Regions from separate parts of the Homo sapiens genome. Here region 2 is linked to region 1. Evidence: chromatin contacts called from ENCODE Hi-C or POLR2A ChIA-PET data. All regions are on one chromosome and are shown on one strand. Each heading gives the region's core, a stretch centred on a gene start or an enhancer-like site at or near the end of the contact. The rest is flanking DNA. Distances are from core to core; before and after follow the strand shown.

Region 1 (4,205 bases), core at 580-3,079:
ACCAAGAAGGGATGGGTGAGGATGGCTCCTCTGAGAAGGGGACATGTGAGCTGAGACCTAAGAAAGTAAAACCTAACCATCACAAACCAAAGTCGGCCTCTAAAATGGGATCCCCACCACCAACCCCAAAACCAGATACTACAATGCTCTTGGCCGGGTTTTTAGCCATGTGCTTGGTTAGCTGCTGCTTAACTTTATTCTTAAGGAATCTACATACTGCATTTTTTTAAAGCAGGTTCCCTGGTAAGAAACCCTACTCCTCAGAAACAACAAAAATAGTATGTTCTGTTTTCTCTTTTTTTGAGACAGAGTCTCGCTCTGTTGCCCAGGTTGGAGTGCAGTGGCACCATCTTGGCTCACTGTAACCTCCGCCTCCTGGGTTCAAGTGATTCTCCTGCCTCAGCCTCCCGAGGAGCTGGGAGTACAGGTGCGTGCCACCACATTCGGCTAATTTTTGTATTTTTAGTAGAGACGGGGTTTCACCATGTTGGCCAGGCTGGTCTTGAACTCCTGACCTCAAGTGATCCTCCCACTTCGGCCTCCCAAAGTGCTGGGATTACAGGCGTGAGCCACCACCCCCAGCCCTTACTGTTAAATGACCATGATGAAGCTGATTTCTACAAATACACCAGGAGGAAGAGCTAAGGGGGGAAAAAAATTCCCTGCAAAATAAAACGAAACAAAGCTCCTTGCAATTATGCAAAGCTATAGCACAGCTAAGTTATTCTGAGCTAACTCAACCTAGAGGGGTGACGGCCTGGCAAAGGGGGTCATCCGACCCAGCCAGACAAGCTCCGTCTTTCCCTTCCTGCTTCACTCATTTCTGAAAAGAACAGTTCCAGTTTAAAGTAACCCAGCAAATTCATCCTCAACGGGTGAAACCCCATCCTCGCTTCACCTGACTCAAAGCGTGCGCTGCTTTAATTCAAAACAGCTGACTTCGGAGGCCTACAGTCCTCATTTTTCATCCGTCCCCATCATACCAAAAGCAGACTATGTAAGTAAGAGCGGTGAAAGGCCTTTCTGTGCTGAAAACATATTTTATGTATTGAAAAGTACTTGGTGGCCACGCATCTTAACTCCTGAAGAAGAAAATAGTTATTTCTTTTTATTTCTGCAGATATTTCAAAAATATGATAGGTATTGAATGCTAGGCCTGTGACAGGCAAAATGCCCTGTAGGAGGTGCCCGGGTTTCAGAGTCAAGCACAGCCCCCAATCAGATAAGCAGAGGCCTGGGAGAGGGAGGACATCAGGACCCACGTGACGCTAACACCGGGCGGGGTAAGGGCAGGAACATGGCGCAGGCCCAAAAGTGGCCCGCGGCGGGTGGTACGGGGCAGGACAGAGTCCACCTGCTGGAGAGGATCTGAAGGGCCTCGTCCTAACAGAAACAGGAACCGGAGCTGGGCAGGACTTCAGAGGCTGAAGGATGGGAGAGGGAGGGTGCGCCCAGGAGGAGGCACAGCTTGAGCAGAGGCGTGGCTGCATGACCGCGGAGGGAGGGTTCACACCCGGGGCCTGTGGTACGGCTGGCAGGCGTGGGAGAGCCAAGGTGGGGACACAGAGAGGTCAAGGAGGCCGAGGCCGAAAAGGGACCACAGAATTTGGCTACAAGAAAGCAGTTTCAGTTTAACGATGACAAGGGAGCCCGAGTGAAGAGGAAAACCTGTCAACTCCTCGTGAAAGTCGGGAGGGTTTCTGCGTAGAAAAAAACAGCGTTCAGCAGCTCAGTTGGCTGCCGTGAAGTCATCAGAACTAGAGGAAGAGTTGGACTTGCTCTAGTGAGGACAGCTTTTGAAGTCACTAACCACAAGGAGGAAGCCTTCCCCTCTGGGCCTGCAGGAAACAGATTGCGTGGCTTTGTCTGTCCTGGCTGGGGAACGCATGACACGCTGAAGGGTTTTCCAGCTCTAGGGAAGAAAATTCATCTTTCTGTAAAGTCCACTTCGTCTTCCATTATCTACCAGACTTCTTGATGGGACCATTTTTAGAGCCTTCAGTGAAAGAATGGAAAACACTAACTTGGATAAACAATTAAGAGTAGGGAGGGAAATAGGTGAAGACGCAACTCTGATGAAATAAACAAACCGCAACCGTGGAATAACATTCTGGTTATTATGGGTCGTGATTAACGGCTCCCTGCGTTGATGGCTGAAAACTTGTGCTTTACTGCACACTTCCAGCAGAATTTAGCTGCTTTTTTCTTTCTTGTTTCCTTTTTTTTTTTTTTTTTTTTTTTTGAGACAGGGTCTCACTCTGTCACCCAGACTGGAGTGCAATGGCTTGATCATAGCTCACTGCAGCCTTGACCTCCTGCTGGACTCAAGCGATCCTTCAGCCTCAGCCCCCAAGGAGCTGAGACTACAGATGCACGCCACCACACCTGGCCAATTTTTCTTATTTTTTGTACAGACGGGTTCTTGCTATGTTGCCCAGGCTAGTCACAAACTCCTGGGCTCAAGTGATCCTCCCGCCTCAGCCTCCCAACGTGCTGGGATTACAGGCGCTAAACCAGCACTTAAGCTGCATTTTTTTTTTTTTTTTTGAGCTGGAAACTCCTTCTACCGCCCAGGCTGGAGTGCAATGGCACAATCTTGGCTCACTGCAACCTCCGCCTCTCGGGTTCAAGCGATTCCCCTGCCTCAGCCTCCCGAGTAGCTGGGATTACAGGCGTCTGCCACTGCGCCCAGCTAATTTTTGTATTTTTAGTAGAGACGGGGTTTCACCATGTTGGCCAGGCTGGTCTGGAATTCCTGACCTCGTGATCCACCCGCCTTGACCTCCCAAAGTGCTGGGATTACAGGCATGAGCCACCGCGCCCGGCCTTAAGCTGCTTTTTAACACATGGGGAGAACACAGAGAAAGTACCAAAATGAATGTTGTAACTCAATTCTAAAATACGTGAAAATATACTGAAGACTCTTCCATTGCATCATCTTGTAAATTCAGGTGAAATCCTGCCTGTCCCTACCTAGGCCTCATTTTCCTTATCAACCTATGAGAAACGACCAGGCATTTCTTGGGTCCCCAGCACCCTGGAGAAAGAGACCACTCGGAGGACACGGCCCCTCACCTCATGGTCCCCCTGGCAGGCAAGGCCACCGGGCCAATTAATGGAAGTCAGTGACCAGCAACTGGAAGGGCTACAGGGTTTGGGAGGAGATAGAGCCTCTGAGGTTGGAAAGGCGGCCAGGGTTTCACTGGGAGGCAGGGCCTGGGCCAGGCTCCAAGGGACGGGGTCCAGCCCCCAGCAAAGCATCAGCACACACTTCAGCAGGAGGTAAGATGCCACGGCACTGGGGAAATTTTTAAGCAAGAGGGAAGAGGATGCATTAACAGAGAAGAGGGAGGTCACCATTGTGGGGCATTGCAATCCAAATTGAGTCCAGGCCGGGCGAGGTGGCTCACACCTGTCATCCCAGCACTTCGGGAGGCTGAGGTGGGAGGATCACTTGAGGTCAGGAGTTTGAGACCAGCCTGGTGAAACCCCACCTCTACTAAAAATACAAAATTAGCTGGGTGTGGTGGCACATGCCTGTAGTCCCAGCTACTTGGGAGGCTGAGGCACAAGAATCGCTTGAACCCAGGAGGCGGAGGTTGCAGTGAGCCAAGATGATGCCACTGCACTCCAGCCTGGGTGATAGAGTGAGACTTCATCTCAAAAAGAAAAAAAAAGAAAGAAAACTGAGTCCATTTTTAGTCCTTTGAAGTGTGCAGGTGTGTGTGACTAAAAACAGGCAGAACCATCACTGTTGAGAATGGGGTGCCACAGAAATGGGAGACAGGGTGTCATTTCTTACTCCAGCAATCGGAGGAGGCAACTGTTAGGAACAGCCCCCACTGGCTGAGCAGTGGCCAAGAGGCACCTCACTTTATGGAGGGGGTCCCTTCCAAACACTAAGAACTTAGGAAGTTCTCGCCACCCAGAGATAAGGGAATGGAGATGCCCAACCCCTAAATGATGGAGGCAGGATTTGAGCCCAGGCCTCTGGTGCCAAAGCCCCCACTGCTTCCTCATCCCATCACCACCAAACAGGCTCCTATGCTTAGGAGACTGGCTTTCTGAGCATTTCATAAAGTTGCTCTGCAGACAGACTCCAAACTTGTGTTAATCATATGTTACCCGCTGGCAGCCCGGCTAGAAGGCGCTCACAAAAGATGACTTTGAAAGACAAAACCAAAACCGAAGTGTTTCCTATGAAA
Region 2 (4,205 bases), core at 937-3,436, 97 kb before region 1:
GAACTCAGCACAGTGAATACAAGCAGCAGGTGCTTGCTAATATCACTGAGAAGCAAGAAATGCCTTTTTCTTGATGCTCAGATCACCTGTGTCACAGCAATGGTCCAACAGGGAGAAGGGAATGGACCAGGGAGGAGGCGCAGAGCGGAACACAAATCATCCTCTCCCTTCCTTGAACCTGCATTTTTTTTTTTTTTGAGACTGAATCTGTCTCTGTCACCCACGCTGGAGTGCAGTGGCATGATCTCAGCTCACTGCAACCTCCGCCACCAGGGTTCAAGCAATTCTCCTGCCTCTCGAGTAGCTGGGATTACAGGTGTGCACCACCAGGCCCAGTTGATTTTTGCATTTTTAGTAGAGACAGGGTCTCACCATGTTGGCCAGGCTGGTCTCGAACTCCTGGCCTCAGGTGATCGCCTGCCTCGGCTTCCCAAAGTGCTGGGATTACACACATGAGCCACCATGCCTGGCCTGAACCTGTATTTCAACAGCTTCCAAATTCAAATATTTCTATGTAATGCATCCGATCCTCAGCCAGGCAAAGTGGAAGGAGATGGAGTTTGTCGTGGTTAAGCAACAGTCAGACTAGGTGTGTTCATGATGCCACCTGCGAGCAGCTGTGTGACCAGAGCAGTGATTCTGGAAGTTGGTCTAAGCCACAGCTTCCTCATCGCTACCATGGGCAATGGTGGCTGCACTGCAAATGCCAGCACACTGTAGAGAAGGGGTCTTGCTATGTTGCTCTGGCTGGTCTCAAACTCCTGCACTCAAGTGATCTGCCTGCCTCGGCCTCCCAAAGTGCTGGGATTATAGGCATGAGCCACTGTGCCCAGCCAGCTTTAACCATATTTCTACTTTTTTTCCTTGGGATTCTCCTTGGCAATACATACAGCTACAAAAGACGCTAGGCACCAAGCCACACAAATATTTACAACGAGGACGGGAATAATAGAATAATCACAGTGGCTAACATTTATTGAGCCCTTACTTTGGGTTACAATTTTATTTTGTTGAGACAGGGTCTCACTCTGTCACCCAGGCTGGAGTGCAGTGGCACCATCATAGCTCACTGCAGCCTTGAACTCCTGGGCTATCCCCCAACCTCAGCCTCCCAAGTAGCTGGGGCTACACGTGTGCACCACTGTACCTGGCTAATTTTCACATTTTGTCATAGAGATGGGCTCTTGTTATGTTGCCCAGGATGGTCATAAACTCCTGTCTCAGGCGTCTCAGACACATAAACTCGTGTCTCAGGTGATCCTCCCGTCTCAGCCTCCTGAGTAGCTGGGACTACAGGTGTGCACCACCATGCCTGGCTGACTTAAAAAAATTTTTTTTGTAGAGATGGGGGTCTTGCTGTGTTACCCAGACCAGAGGGTTACAATTTGAAAAGATACTGAATTTACTTGGTCTTCCAGAACCAAGAGCCTAAGACATACAGACATGCTGCCCATAAAGAGAATTAAAAGGCAAATGTAAAACTCCAAGCCATAATTTCAACATCACAACGTGAGAAGTGAACAAATGCTTTTTTTTTTTTTGTGGATTTCCCAGAAGAAAACCCTTAAAAGCAAAGGCTGTGCTTCCCCTTCAACCCTCCAGTCGTGAGACAAAACAGACATCGCCAGGCCCGACTGTGTCCTGGCACGGGCCTGAGGCTCTGCTGATCCAGCGCCTTATCTATATTTGGTACGTGAGGTAAAGCAAGAACATCTTATTCCTCCGCCTTTAATAAGCCAGCTTAAGACATCATTACTCACCACCAGAGTGAACTCATTTTGAAACTCTGAAGATGGAGAGGCCACTCTTCGCATTTCTTACTAAAAGAGAAGTGGCTCCTCTCCCCTGATTCCTACAACAAGAGCTGCCACAAATACCTTTAAAAAGGGGCAAGGTAAATTCGCTCACCAACTCACCGTGTAATTTCATCAACGAGAAGGCCGAACAACAACACATAGGGAAGTGTTTTTCTTCTAATAAGTACCTTTCTCCAAGAAGCCACCAATTATGAGGGCCGGGAATGTATTTAAATGCTTCTTACCGCACCAAGTGGAAGATCAGCCACTTTTTATTTATTACTTATTTGAAAGGGAGGGAGAATGAAGAGAATAAAATTTCCTTTTCCTTCTCTAACAAGATGAGTCACAATTTCCAAACATTAATCAATCAGTGAGTCACAGTTGGGGGAGAAGAGGAAATGGCTGGGAGGCCTTCCACTGCAAGCTCTTCCCAGAACCGCAGAGAATCAGGAACCCCAGCGGGCTGACTCGACTTCCCCAGTTCCCCTCACACGTGAGGAGCGGGCAGGGCGGCCAGAAGCCAGGCTTCCTGGCCTCTGAGATGCTCCGAAGGGGTCCCTCTGCTCCTTCATTTACGGAACACACACACATTTCGGAGGTGTCTATTTCATGTTGTAAACAGACGGATAAAATGTCCCGACAGAGCCCATGTCCTCCTGGGAAAGGCAGACAATCAAGTCAGTGACCGCAGAGGACACACACGTGCCCTGCGCACCTATGCACACCCAGTGCAGGGGTGGAAAAGGCAACGGGCAGAGGCAAGGGGTGGGGACCTCCCAACACACCTCTGGGACCAGGTAAGCCCCGAGCTGAGACCAGCATGGCGCAGTGGGGGAGAAGGTGGCGGCAGAAAAGGGAGTGAGCCACACAGGACCACATTTGTGCAAATGCGTGGGTGGGAGAAACAATGGCACGTTTGGAACCCACAGGTGGTTCGGCATCAGTACCAAGTCCACCAGATGAGGGAGGGACACTGGCCAGAGACCAGATGACAAAGGGCCACTGATCCCTGCGAATGAGGTCAACATGTTCTGAAAGGTACTCGGGGTTCCGTAGCAGGGTTCTCAGGCCTTAACCAGGAGAGCTGGTGAAGGCACAGGCGGCTGGGCCTGCCCGCGTATTTTCTGATTCAGCAGGTCTGGAGTAGACCCGAGAATCTGTACTTTTAATTTATTTATTACTGAAACAGGGTCTCGCTCTGTCACCCAGGCTGGAGTGCAGTGGCGCAATCACGGCTCACTGCAGCTCCAACCTTCCAGGTCTCAAGCAATCCTCAAGTCTACTGAGTAGCTGGGAATACAGGCATATGCTACCACGCCTAGCTAATTTTTGTATTTTTTTTTGTAGAGACGGGGTCTCGCTATGTTGCCCAGGCTGGTCTTGAACTCCTCAAACAATCCTTCCACCTTGGCCTCTCAAAGTATTGGGATTATAGGTGTGAGCCACTACGCCTGGTCAGAATCTGCAATTCTAACAAGTCCCCAGGTCCTGTGATGCTGCTGGCCTGGGCCACACCTTGACAGCCACTGCTCTACAGGACAGGAGTTCAAATGGGCCTGATTGTCTTTTTAGATAAAGTTTTATCGGCATACAGCCACGCCCACCATTTTTGTATTATCTATGGCTACTTTACAGCAGAGTTGAGTCTTTGTAACAGACCATATGGCCCTGCCGAAACCTACAGTATTTTACCATCTGGTTCTTTACAGTAAACAGTTTGCCAATCCCTGCTGTAGGCTAATGAGAATGGGTGATAAGAAAAATGCAGTGGCCCATACCTGTAATCCCAGCACTTCGGGAGGCCGATGCGGGCGGATCACAAGGTCAGGAGATTGAGACCATCCTGGCTAACACGGTGAAACCCTGTCTCTACTAAAAATAAAAAAAAATTAGCCAGGGTGTGGTGGCGGACGCCTGTAGTCCCAGCTACTCAGGAGGCTGAGGCAGGAGAATGGCATGAACCCTGGAGGCGGAGCTTGCAGTGAGCCGAGATCATGCCACTGCGCTCCAGCCTGGGCAACAGAGCGAGACTGTCTCCAGAAAAAAAAAAAAGGAAAAAGACTTGCCCAGTCAATGAGTTTTGAAGGGTACTGGGTTGATCGATGTTCAGCAGGTTTCTTTTCTGCAAGAGTTTATAGAGCCTTTAATAACTAGTGCAGTTATCCTGGGACTGGTGTTCCCAGACATGGCATTAGTCTACAGGATGCTGCTAAAGGAATTTTTTTTTTTTTTGAGACAGTGTCTCACCCTATCACCCAGGCTGGAGTGCGGTGGCATGATCTTGGCTCACTGCAACCTCTGCCACCCAGGCTCAAGAAATCCTCCCACCTCAGCCTCCCAAGTGGTTGGGACCACAGGCGTGCGCCACCACACCCGGCTTATTTTTTGTATTTTTAGTAGAGATGG

Evidence for each region. Hi-C counts contacts between places; a loop is a spot of excess contacts on that map. ChIA-PET counts read pairs that join two places held with the same protein, here RNA polymerase II (POLR2A). Pooled maps may share reads with other maps.
Region 2: a map of endothelial cell of umbilical vein shows a loop between it and region 1 (11-fold over the local background). The contact joins two enhancer-like sites. A Hi-C loop is called at or near these places in 6 of 168 maps with a recorded cell type or tissue (CD14-positive monocyte, MCF 10A, Right ventricle myocardium inferior and 2 more), 7 of 37 single-sample maps with no recorded cell type and 16 of 50 pooled maps. POLR2A ChIA-PET finds 5 or more read pairs at or near these places in 8 of 52 experiments (AG04449, B cell, GM12878 and 5 more).

Annotation. Positions count from the first base shown.
Region 1 is chr7:101,854,220-101,858,424 of GRCh38, reverse strand. All of the region lies in intron 1 of CUX1 (cut like homeobox 1), which reads right to left. Among named protein-coding and RNA genes, the nearest start is that of CUX1, 39 kb to the right of the region's middle. RefSeq lists an enhancer at 1,374-1,503. Within about 2 kb of position 1,829, at least 40 of the 41 ENCODE cell types and tissues checked have a DNase peak (open chromatin) inside an H3K27ac peak, as active enhancers do; they include CD14-positive monocyte, GM12878, OCI-LY7 and 2 more, where a contact is called at or near this core.
Region 2 is chr7:101,951,157-101,955,361 of GRCh38, reverse strand. All of the region lies in intron 2 of CUX1 (cut like homeobox 1), which reads right to left. Among named protein-coding and RNA genes, the nearest start is that of CUX1, 140 kb to the right of the region's middle. RefSeq lists enhancers at 2,039-2,333, 1,992-2,517, 1,674-2,873, 2,518-3,044. Within about 2 kb of position 2,186, at least 19 of the 41 ENCODE cell types and tissues checked have a DNase peak (open chromatin) inside an H3K27ac peak, as active enhancers do; they include CD14-positive monocyte, GM12878, OCI-LY7 and 2 more, where a contact is called at or near this core.